Linked DNA regions of Homo sapiens: region 2 is linked to region 1. Evidence: chromatin loops called from intact Hi-C (ENCODE). Cell type or tissue: MCF 10A. All regions are shown on one strand. Each heading gives the region's core, and the rest is flanking DNA. Links, peaks and the distances in the headings are about the cores only.

The links. Hi-C counts contacts between places; a loop is a spot of excess contacts. Peaks named below come from ENCODE experiments on the same cell type or tissue, not always from the same donor. Only the 100,000 strongest peaks of a DNase experiment are listed, where the experiment ranks them.
Region 2: it touches region 1 in a loop (6-fold over the local background); 2 of 110 quality-filtered maps call a loop at or near these places.

The regions. Positions count from the first base shown.
Region 1 is chr5:154,392,461-154,397,835 of GRCh38, reverse strand. All of the region lies in intron 7 of GALNT10 (polypeptide N-acetylgalactosaminyltransferase 10), which reads right to left. SAP30L-AS1 (SAP30L and GALNT10 antisense RNA 1) reads left to right here. Exons shown (of 3, transcript NR_037897.1): 3 at 4,822-5,375. Among named protein-coding and RNA genes, the nearest start is that of MIR1294, 48 kb to the right of the region's middle. RefSeq lists an enhancer at 1,409-2,129. In MCF 10A, for the core only: a CTCF peak has its summit at 3,308 (motif pointing left); DNase peaks (open chromatin) are centred at 1,905, 2,195 and 3,285.
Region 2 is chr5:154,212,360-154,217,734 of GRCh38, reverse strand. All of the region lies in intron 1 of GALNT10 (polypeptide N-acetylgalactosaminyltransferase 10), which reads right to left. Among named protein-coding and RNA genes, the nearest start is that of GALNT10, 24 kb to the right of the region's middle. In MCF 10A, for the core only: no CTCF peak of the experiment used is centred there; a DNase peak (open chromatin) is centred at 3,054.

The DNA of each region.
Region 1 (5,375 bases), core at 253-5,252:
AGCTTCTCTCTGTTGAGGAAATGGCTGCCTGGAAGCTAGCCAGGAATGGCACGGCACCCGACCTGCCCAGAGATAAGGAAAAGACTGGCAGCTGGCCACGGCTTTTGCCGTTGGCATCTCAGCTGAGGACCCCTATGAAGTTCAAACCCTAATCAGTTGCATTTGGGGGAAAGACTATACTAATAATTGCCACCAATCATTCAGCATTCACTGTGTGCTTAGGAGGCACATAGGGTAGCAGTTAGGAGCTTGGTTCTGGAATTAGAATTGAGGTCCCACACAGGCTGTTAAGCAAGTTTTATAAGTCTGAAAGCCTCAGTTTCCTCCTCTGCAAAATGGGAAAAATTACTGTGCCTACCTCCTTAGGGTTGTGGTGAGGCTAAAATGAGGTAATGTAGAAGCTCAGAGGACACCGTGAGCTATCCATATGGTGTCCTGTGGGCACGTGGCCCATCGCTACTGGTGGAGGGCGTTGCATGAATGCTACACAATTCCCGGCTGAAAAGAAACTCATATTATTTTGAATGTATTAGTTTGTTTTCAACAAGATATTGTTTCAAGAAGTATCACCACCATGAAAGGACAACCTCAGTCATGCTGGTTTTGGATGTTTACTGGATGCAGCTGGTAAAAAAAAAAAAAAAAGTAGAAAAGAACAACTTTAGTTTTAAATTTACTTCTAAATTTAAGCTGTATTTTTTTTTTTTTTGAGACGGAGTCTTGCTCTGTTGCCCAGGATGGAGTACAATGGCACAATCTCGGTTCACTGCAACCTCCGGCTCCCAGGTTCAAGTGATTCTCCTGCCTCAGCCTCCCGAGTAGCTGGGATTACAGGTGCCCACCACCATGCCCAGCTGATTTTTGTATTTTTAGTAGAGACAGGTTTTCCCCATGTTGGTCAGGCTGGTCTCGAACTCCTGACCTCTAGTGATCCACCCTCCTTGGCCTCCCCAAATGCTGGAATTACAGGTGTGAGCCACCGCGCCCAGCCTAGTATTTTTATATGATACAGTTTTAAGCATATGTGCATCTAAATTAATAAATTAAACATAGGACTATCTCAACAATATCCTTAAGTGTTTATAGTTAGTTACTTCCCCAACAAGGGCGAGATGGTTACTTTACATTAGGTTTTGACTCAGATTTGGAAATACAGCAATCTCACAGCAACCCAGCGAGGGAGGCATGATCACACCCTTTACACATGAGGAAACCGAGGTTTAATTAACACTTTCCCCAGGGTTGCCCAGTGCATAAATGGCAGAACCCAAAATGGAACCTGGGGTTGGGTCAGAACTAGGCAGATCTGAGAGTTCCACAGAGACTGTGTTTTCCTAAGGTCTGGACCCACCCTATCATGGTCTTCCTCAAAGATCCCTAACAGCACTTGTATTGTCTGCAGAACAAAGGGGTCACCCTTGGCTTGCAATCAGGCCCTCTGCCACCTGCTCCCACCTATCACCTCCTACCCTCTCCATACCCGCTGGACTCCCTATGTGGATGCTGCTGACAACTGGCCGCAATGCATTCACTTTTCTGCCCTGGGGGCTTGTGAATTTTTCTTTCTGTGACTGTTGAAACCCCAAACAAACATTAATTACCTAATTCATTCATTCATTCATTCATTCATTCATACATGATCTGGTCATTGGTCAGGTTTGTTCTAAAAACCATGCTGGAAAAAATGGAACAGAAACGAACTGCCAAGGGTGGACCAAAGATACAGAGCCTTGAAAGCCGGGTGAAGGTATTGGAACTTGTTGGCCAACCTGCCAACCAACCTGCCCATTTACTCTGTCCTTCCACACCCACGCCTGAGCATCCTCTCTGCACAACCTCCCACCTATTCATTACAGCTGCGATTTTCAACCTTGGGCCTCATCGGAAGCACCTGCAGGGCATGTTGAAACACAGCTGGCTGGGCTCCACGGCAGCCTCTGACTCAGCAGCCTGGGGTGGAGCCTGGTAATTTGCATTTCTAATAAGTTCCCCGGTGATGCTAATGCTGCTCGTCCAGGGTTCACACCTTGGGAGCCACCGCGTACTGGAATGGTGACAGCGTCTCAGGTGACTGTGCCTGCCAGTTCACACTATATTTCCTAACAGCCCTGTGAATTTGGGATGATTGGTGCCCCTCTGTAGATGGCGAAATAAAAGTTCAGGAGAAAGGGCAGATGAGTCCAAGATCTCACAGAGAGTTTGTTCCAGAACAGGGCCTAGAGCCAAGGCCTTTTGACCTGTCTTGCCAGCCTCTTTCCACTCTTGTCTTCCTGCAACCACAGCCCGATCACAATAACCACAACCATGCTGACATTAACAGCTATCATTTAGCGAACATTTATTATGTTCCAGGCACTGAGCTAAGCTTTTAATATATTTTGGCTCATATCATGCTCACGACTGCACTATGAAGTAAAGATTATTCCATCCCCTAAATAATATAAAGAGGAGAGGTTAAGTCACTTTCCCAAAGTCACACAGCAGCTAGCTCATTGAATTTGCACTAGAACCCAGGCAGTTTGATGCTGAAGCCCATCTGTGTAATACTGTGCTGTTCTGCCTCCTTACCTGAGGGTTATGATCAGAACAGCTGCCACTTATTGAGTGCCTCCTCTTTGGTTAGCTCTAGGCCAAATATACATATCATCCCATTTAGTTCTTACAACAAACTTTTGAAGAAGTTATTTTATTACCACTTTTAGGGATGAAAGAGCCAAGGCACCATGAGGTAGGTGTGTGCTGGTTAGGGAGTAACATACACACAGGCGACCCTCGGGCCTTTGAGCCGTCTCCTTGGAGGAGTGGTGGGAGAAGCAGGCTCCACAGGCAGGGACACTCATGGAATTTCAAATGACTTGCCGAGAGTCATGAGCAGAATGCCTTCCCTGTTTCTAGCAGACGGCTCTTGCAAAGGCTGGGCATATGTGGCCCCAGGACGAAAATGCTGCATGTATCAGAGCATATTTCCATCATCCTTGGATAACACAGGGAAAGGAAGAAATGAGGACCAGGTTCCTGGCAGCCATGCTGCAGCTGTCCGAGGCAGAGGGTGCTGGTAGGGGCAGGGAAAAGGATGGGGAAATGTATTGCCATATAGTTGCCTGATGGTGGCCCTGGATATCCTTCTGGTGCTTGGGCTGGCCTTTGGCAATCATTTCTCCCTCCTGTGTGGCAACTTAACCCCTCTCAGGGCTGGTCCTGACCTCTGGGCCCTTCCTGGAACACGGGCCTCTCTTTAGACTGGATACACCTTTTCTCTACTCCTACCACCAGGCGGAATGAGATGAGCACTGGGCTTGGAGCCAGGGCATCTGGGATTTAGCCTTGGCACTGCCACCTTCCGGTGGAGGGACCCTGCCCAGTCACCTAACCGCTCTGGGCCAGGTTGCAATATCACCCTTGCTCAGCTTCTGGGTGTGTCCTGCCTTCTTTTCACACGTCCTGTTTCACTTAGTCTTCTTGATAACACTGAGTTTTATGGGAAAAAAAAAATCAGAGTTTTTTTTTTTTTTTTTTTAAGTCTGTTCACGTAGCCTGGGACTGGGCTAGCCTTTCAGTAACCATATCAGTATCACACAAAGCGAACCCCAGTCTCCTCTGAGTCTTCATTCCTCTACCCAGAGAATGGGTTTTCCTCTCAGAACAAGCTCAAAGACCTTCCTGACTTCTGCAGGGGAGGGTGTCCTCCCTCTCGTCCCCTCACATGGCTTTCTATCACTCCCTTGCTCCTGCAAGCCTGCCTCATGGAACCCTCAGACCAATCTCCATTTTGCCAAGGACGGTGGGGCCCACCTCTGCCTCTTGGAGCAGACCCTGCAGAGTTGCTCTTGGCGGCCTCAGGCCTTCCCTGGGAGTCTCTGCACTGCTGACTTGTGCAGAATCTCATCTCAGAGCTTGCAAATGGCCCCAACAATGTGCTGGAATGTATATGGATGGGGGTGGGCTGGAAGTGCTGAGAACCCAACATTTTCTTATTTTTTTTTTCTTTCCTTTGAGACAAGTTCTCACTCTATCACCCAGGCTGGAGTGCAGTGTCATGAACATGGCTTATTGCAGCCTTGACCTCCAGGCTAAAGGAATCCTCCTCCTACCTTAGCCTTCCAAGTAGCTGGGACTACAGGCACGCAGCACACCACCATGCCCAGCTAATTAAAAGAACTTTTTTTTAGAGATGAGGTCTCACTGTGTTGCCCAAAGCTGGTCTTGAACTTTTGGGCTCAAGCAATACTCCTGCCTCGACCTCCCAAAATGTGAGAATTACGGGCATGAGCCACTGTGCCTGGCCCCTTCTTCTTGTAACTTTTCCTGGTTACAGAAGTAATACGTACTTATGATGAACAAGTTCGATGTTGCAGACACACATTAGGTAGAAAGAGACGGCTGTACTTTGAAGACCTCCCACCCCCAAAGGCCACTAGGGATGAAGGGTTCATGGCACTGAGTCATTTTCAGAAGTGAGATGGGCTGGGCGCGGTGGCTCATACCTGTAATGCCAGCATGTTGGGAGCCCGAGGCAGGAAGACTGCTTGAGGCCAGGAGTTTGAGACCAGCCTGGGCAACATATGGAGACCCTGTCATTACAAAATATTAAAAAATTAGCCGGGAGTGGTGGTGTAGACCTGTAGTCCCAGCTATTTGGGAGGCTGAAGTGGGACAACTGCTCGAGCCCTGGGGTGTTGAAGCTGCAGTGAGCTCTGATCACGTCACTGCCCTCCAGCCTGGGCAACGGTGTGAGATCCTGTCTGAAAAAAAATGGGTTTTTTTTTTTTTTTTTTTTTGTGGAGACCTCCAATTTATTTTACGTAATATTTTCTTGTTTAGATATGCTCTAACTTATTTATCCCCAAAGGACGTGCATTTGGGTCATTTTCAATCTTCTGCTATGGTAAGTAACACTTCAGCAAATAAATCTTTGCTCATCACTGTCTCTCTTATATAAACTCCTGGGCATGGAATTTCAGGTCAAAGAATGTGCTTGCTCTGAAATGTAATGGATTTTGCCAAATTGCTATTCACAGAAGATATACCCACTTACACTGCCCCAAAGCCTACATTTTTCTCACTTTAGTTTGGTCACATTGTCCTGGTTGGATACTTTCTGTCTCCCGTATCTCATAGTTGGAGATATCCTAACCATGGCCTCCTGGGGACACTGTGCAGTTTCCTTTCTGCTCATCCTGCTGCCTCCCCCCCTAATCCAAACAACCCCTCATATCTGTGTATGTCAGAGGGCTGTCCACACAGCATCTCATTTGATCCTATCTTGTGGGGTAGGAAGGAAAACCGTATCAGCACAGTCTGGGGTATGAGGACCAGAGGTGAAACAACTGGCCCAGGGTCCTAGGATGGAAGGAGAGCCTCCTTGCTGAGCACTT
Region 2 (5,375 bases), core at 98-5,097, 180 kb after region 1:
CTTCCTTACTGCAGGGCCTGCGCTGACCTGCTTGAGAGGGCAGGGGCCCCTCACCACACTTGTTTTGGTGACAGGGGTGTGGACAGGAAGAGGGATGCATCTGGCTCTGTGCATGTGGGAACTTTCATTGATTTTAATTCATCTGGGAGGCAAGCTGGAACTCTCTCCATCTCTTCCACTACCTGCTTTCTTGAGACGAGACAGGGACGCGGTACTAAAGAGTGAAAGAGCTCAGATAACAGCCCCACAGAGAAGAGGCAGCAGAACCTCCAATTCCCACAGCACTCAAGTGCCCCCAACCACCCTCTCACTGTCTCCCTTGCCCCTCACAACAAACCCTGTAAGGCAGGAAGGGAGATGTAAAATTCCCATTTTCCACAAGAGGAGCGTGATCTGCCAGGGGTCATGGAACACACAGATCCTGGAGCTCCATGGGCATCTCTCAGAGGGCAAACAAGGCTTTAGGCGGAAGCCACTGTAGCGCACAAAAATTGGGAAGGGTGGGAGTAGTGTCAGAGAGGTCTACCCAGACAGACGGAGAGGGTGGAAAAGAGATCTAGTGAAAGGAGGAGGAAGGAAGTGGGGGCTGCCTGACCTCAGAGGTTGAGGGATGATCTAATTTATCATCCAAGGCTTTCGATAACTGCTGGAGTGATTTTTATGGGCAAATGGCTCAACAAATCTCTAAGCACATAGGAAACAATTGAATAGGAGGTAAAAGGTAACAACGGTCTCATAATTAAAGCAGTGCTTCCCGGGGTTGGGCAGAGGGAAGCATTTCTCACACTGGAGGATAGGAGAGGAGATTTTTTTTTTCATAAGTTGACACAATCTACAAAAGTAAAAGCTGCCAGGGTCTACTCACAAGTAAAAAGCAATTGCTGAGATGTGAACATGACAATATAAAGGTTGTTGCCAGTAAGTAGGCCTTCTTGTGCAAATACGATCTTGTTATATAGTCCACCTGGAGTACAATTTAATAAATAAATAATGATGGACTAGAAGGAATTCCCAAACAACTGAGGAATGCCAGTTTCATGTTCTCTGAGAAGCTGGTAGGTTTTCAGTGAGTGAAGTCTTTCAATTGGTAAGACTTGGAGGTGCATTTTATGATTACAAATTTCTAATTTTCAAATTAATAACATTTATTTACTGAAAATTAACCAACGAGGACAATGAGGTTGTTCTGATGAACACAAATAATCTGAACTCAGGAATTGGAGACAACAGCTTGCAGCTTACATCTGCCTCAAAGTATAGTTTTCTGTTTGGTTTTAGTTGCCCAATGCTAAAAAAAATCTTTTTAATTTAATGGAGAGTTGATGCATTTGATGAATAAGTAGATACATTTTTTTAAAAAACACAGCCTGCCCTATAATCTCAGGATTATCTTCAATTAAACAGATGTTAAAAGAAAAAGCTGGTGACCTTCAACACGTAAAAATGCAGTATATAACACATAGCAGTATTTTTTAAAAATAATATTATTATTATTACAACTTTAAAAAGAGCTAACAATTTGAAACAATGTAAACACTGAAGCATCCATGTGAACTTCCAGAGACAGTTTGTAAAGTGCTGGCTGGGATGATCTCCAAGATCCTCCTGACCCTGGTCTCTGCCTCCTCCCTCACCATAACATCTTGAACAGAAAGCAGTGAAAACATCAGTGGCAGAAGCTGGCATGAAACAAACAGGTTTCCCCTCCACTTCAGAGGGGAAAGAGAGGAGAGAAGAAGAGAAGGTAACAATTACTGCCACAAACTCTACCTTTTCAAATAAATCTTTATATACCTAAAGCTAGATAAACCACCAGCTAAAAAACAGAAAGGTATGCAGATGCTCAGAGCTAAGAGGGCCCTGCCAAGTCCTCCTTCTGCCCCAGGGCTGAAGCCTTACCCCTAATAACTCAGTAGCTTCTGCTACAGAGAACACCAGATCCCCTTGAACAAGTAGTTCAAACACTTTGGAGACTGGCTAACATACCTGCAGCAGCGATGCACACAGATGGCAGATCTTCACAATGCATGCTGTGGCATGTTTATTCATTTTTAACCATGACAGTATTCTTTTGCTGTCTATCTTCAGGAGAAGGAAAATCACTGTTATATCTTAGGTCTAGAAGAACTAAAAGGCAGGGATAATTAGGAAAAAGAAGAAAAGACAGAGGTGGTGACCTCCACATCCCTGGAGCTATTCAAGCCAATACCTAGATAACACCTTTTTTGTTTTGTTTTGTTTTTTGTTTTTTGAGACGGAGTCTTGCTCTGTCGCCCAGGCTGGAGAGTGCAGTGGCGCCATCTCGGCTCACTGCAAGCTCCACCTCCCGGGTTCACGCCATTCTCCTGCCTCAGCCTCCCAAGTACTGGGACTACAGGTGCTCACCACCACACCCGGCTAATTTTTTGTATTTTTTAGTAGAGACGGGGTTTCACTGTGTTAGCTAGGATGGTCTCAATCTCTTGACTTCGTGATCCGCCCGCCTCAGCCTCCCAAAGTGCTGGGATTACAGGCGTGAGCCACTGCGCCCAGGCTAGATAACACCTTTGAAGGCAACTATAGAGAGGACTTCTCTCCAGGGTGACACGTCGTACTGAATGATTCCTAACGTTCCCTTCCAACTCAAACTCTGTTTCTAAAAATAAAGGCAACCCTTTTAAAATTAATTTTTAAGAATCACACAAGTTATACATATATGCAGTCATATCTCAGTACCAACAATAGTATAATGGAATTTACAAAGCATGTTTCCCATGGGTATTTTCTCAGTTAATCATTGCCACAGCCCTGCAACATAGCCATTACTGTTATTATCCCCATTTCAGAAGTGGGGCAGGGGCTCTGAGTTTAAGTAATTGCTCTGAGGTTAGGCAGTTGGAAAGCAGTAATTGCTGACAGCTCTAGGTTTCCCTCTGACATTTTCCTCCTCCTCTTCCCTTATCTTCTCCCCTTTTTGTCTTCTGAAAAGTACAGTTTCATAATGAGAAAATGGAGGAGAGAAACAGAATGAGCCTCCTGTACAGGTAGCTGACTGAATCCCTTCCCGTCACTTTGTACCACAAGATGATTCAGGGAAGACTTACTCATAACCTCGGTGTGTAATGAATATACTGAGTTGTGCAATAATTTTTTAAAAAATGGTTCATGCATATCTGAACCAATTTTGAAAAGAAAAAAATTAGTCCCTTTTTTAAGTTTAAAAAAGGAAGCATTTTAGTCTAAAGTGAGGAAATGAAAGGGAGGAGGTTTGGGGTTTTTTTTCTCCTTTTTCCAAATTAGGCTCTATCATTCCCACCGGTGATGAGTGCTCGCTGCTTCTGAGATCACAATGAAACATGAGGCTGAATTCCACAATGAACCGGCAGAGCAGACAAATGCCAATTCATTAAAGATGGAAAAAAGATTAATTCTAAAAGATAAGTCCCTCTGGTTGGTTATCAGGTTTGAATTTTCAATAGGAGAACCACCTGGTTTTTTATTTTGGAGGCTGATTTTTTTTTTTGTGCTTGATTTTTGGAGGCTGTTTTGGTCCTCAGAATTCAGATCAAAACCAATTTTTCTCAAAAATGTTTTACCAAAGAAGGTGTGGGTGGAAGTGGTTAGGGAGGAGTGATTCCCATCAAAAAGGCTTTCAGTATTCCAGTTGCTTGAAGAAGCCACATTTCTCAAATAACTGGAAGGAAACGAAGACTCCTAAAACCTTGCACTAGAGTTGAACAGTTTCTATAACATACCCTCTCAATCCTCTTTCTGATGGAGAACTCTGGAAGGGAGAAGTTGCTATGTCCTTCTTGCAAAAGAGACCCTTGGGGCCCAGAAAGATTTAGTAATTGGCTCTAGCATACACAATACAGGCTGTGCACATGGTTCGTGCCTGTAATCCTAACATTTTGGGAGGCCAGGACAGGAGGATCACTTGAGGCCAGGAGTCTTGAGACCAGCCTGGGCAACATAGCAAGATCCCTGTCGCTACAAAAAGTACAAAAACTAGCCAGCATGGTGGCACCTGCCTATAGTCCCAGCAACCGGGGGTGTTGAAGCAGGAAGATCACTTGAGCCCAAGAGTTTGAGGGTGCAGTGAGCTATGATCACTGCACTTCAGTCTGGGCCACACAGTAAGGGAAAAAAAAATAACCCCACGGCATAGACTTGTATCCTGAATGACTGATATCCTGTGATATCCTGATTTATATCCAAGCCAGTGTCCCTTGCCCCTCAAGAGGGAAAGCATTTCCAAAGAAAGATGTCAACTCAAGTTCAGCTTCCTGAAACCCAGCTTAGCCACTATGTGTGCCTATACAGAGAGGGGAATGGCCAGGCATCCCTCAAAGCATTGATATCCTCATGGACATAAAACAGAGAGAAACTGGGAATGGCCAGAATGTGTCATTTAAGACCTGTAGGAATGTTCGGCCTGGAGAGGTTGTTTTTCCTTTCAAATTCTTAATCCCTACAAATGAAGAGTGGTAGCTGTAGTTACCACTTACTTCTCTCATCTCAACTCTTTATAACAAACCAATGCAAAGAACTCAAGGAGAGCATAGCTGTGTTTGACTGTGAGCTGATAATAGTAGCAATAGCACCTAATGCTCATCACATGCCAGGCACTGTGCTGAGAACATTGAATAGTTTTATATGCATATTACAGATTAGGAAACTGAGGCACAGAGAGGTTAAAGTCACCTGCTCAAAGCTCTAAAGTAGAAGCGTTGAAATTTAAACCCATAGGTCTGACTCTGGAGCCTGTGATCTTTTTTTTTTTTTTTTGAGATGGAATCTCACTCTGTCGCCCAGGCTGGAGAGCAGTGGCGCGATCTCCGCTCACTGCAAGCTCCGCCTCCCGGGTTCACGCCATTCCCCTGCCTTAGCCTCCCGAGTAGCTGGGACTACAGGCACCTGTCACCACGCCTGGCTAATTTTTTGTATTTTTAGTAGAGACAGGGTTTCACCCTGTTAGCCAGGATGGTCTCAATCTCCTGACCTTGTGATCTGCCCGCCTCGGCCTCCCAAAGTGCTGGGATTACAGGCATGAGCCACCATGCCCGGCCTGGAGCCTGTGATCTTAACCACTCACTTACAAGCTGTAACTCACTCACTTACAAGCTGTGCCATCGTGCTTAAGTTACTTAATTTTTTCTAAGCCTTATGTTTGTAATCTGTGAATTAATCTCTGTTGTTAAGACAAACAGAGAAATCAGACGAAAATGTGAAATGGGGATGACAGCAACTCCACAAGGTAGTTCAAAGCATTAAATGAAGTAACGTAAGTGAAGTATTAATATTTAGCATCAGTATGGTCCCACTGCACAATTCCAAGGATGTTATTTATACACATAGATGTGCTACAAGGCAGTCCTGCCTGGCGCAGTGCCTGT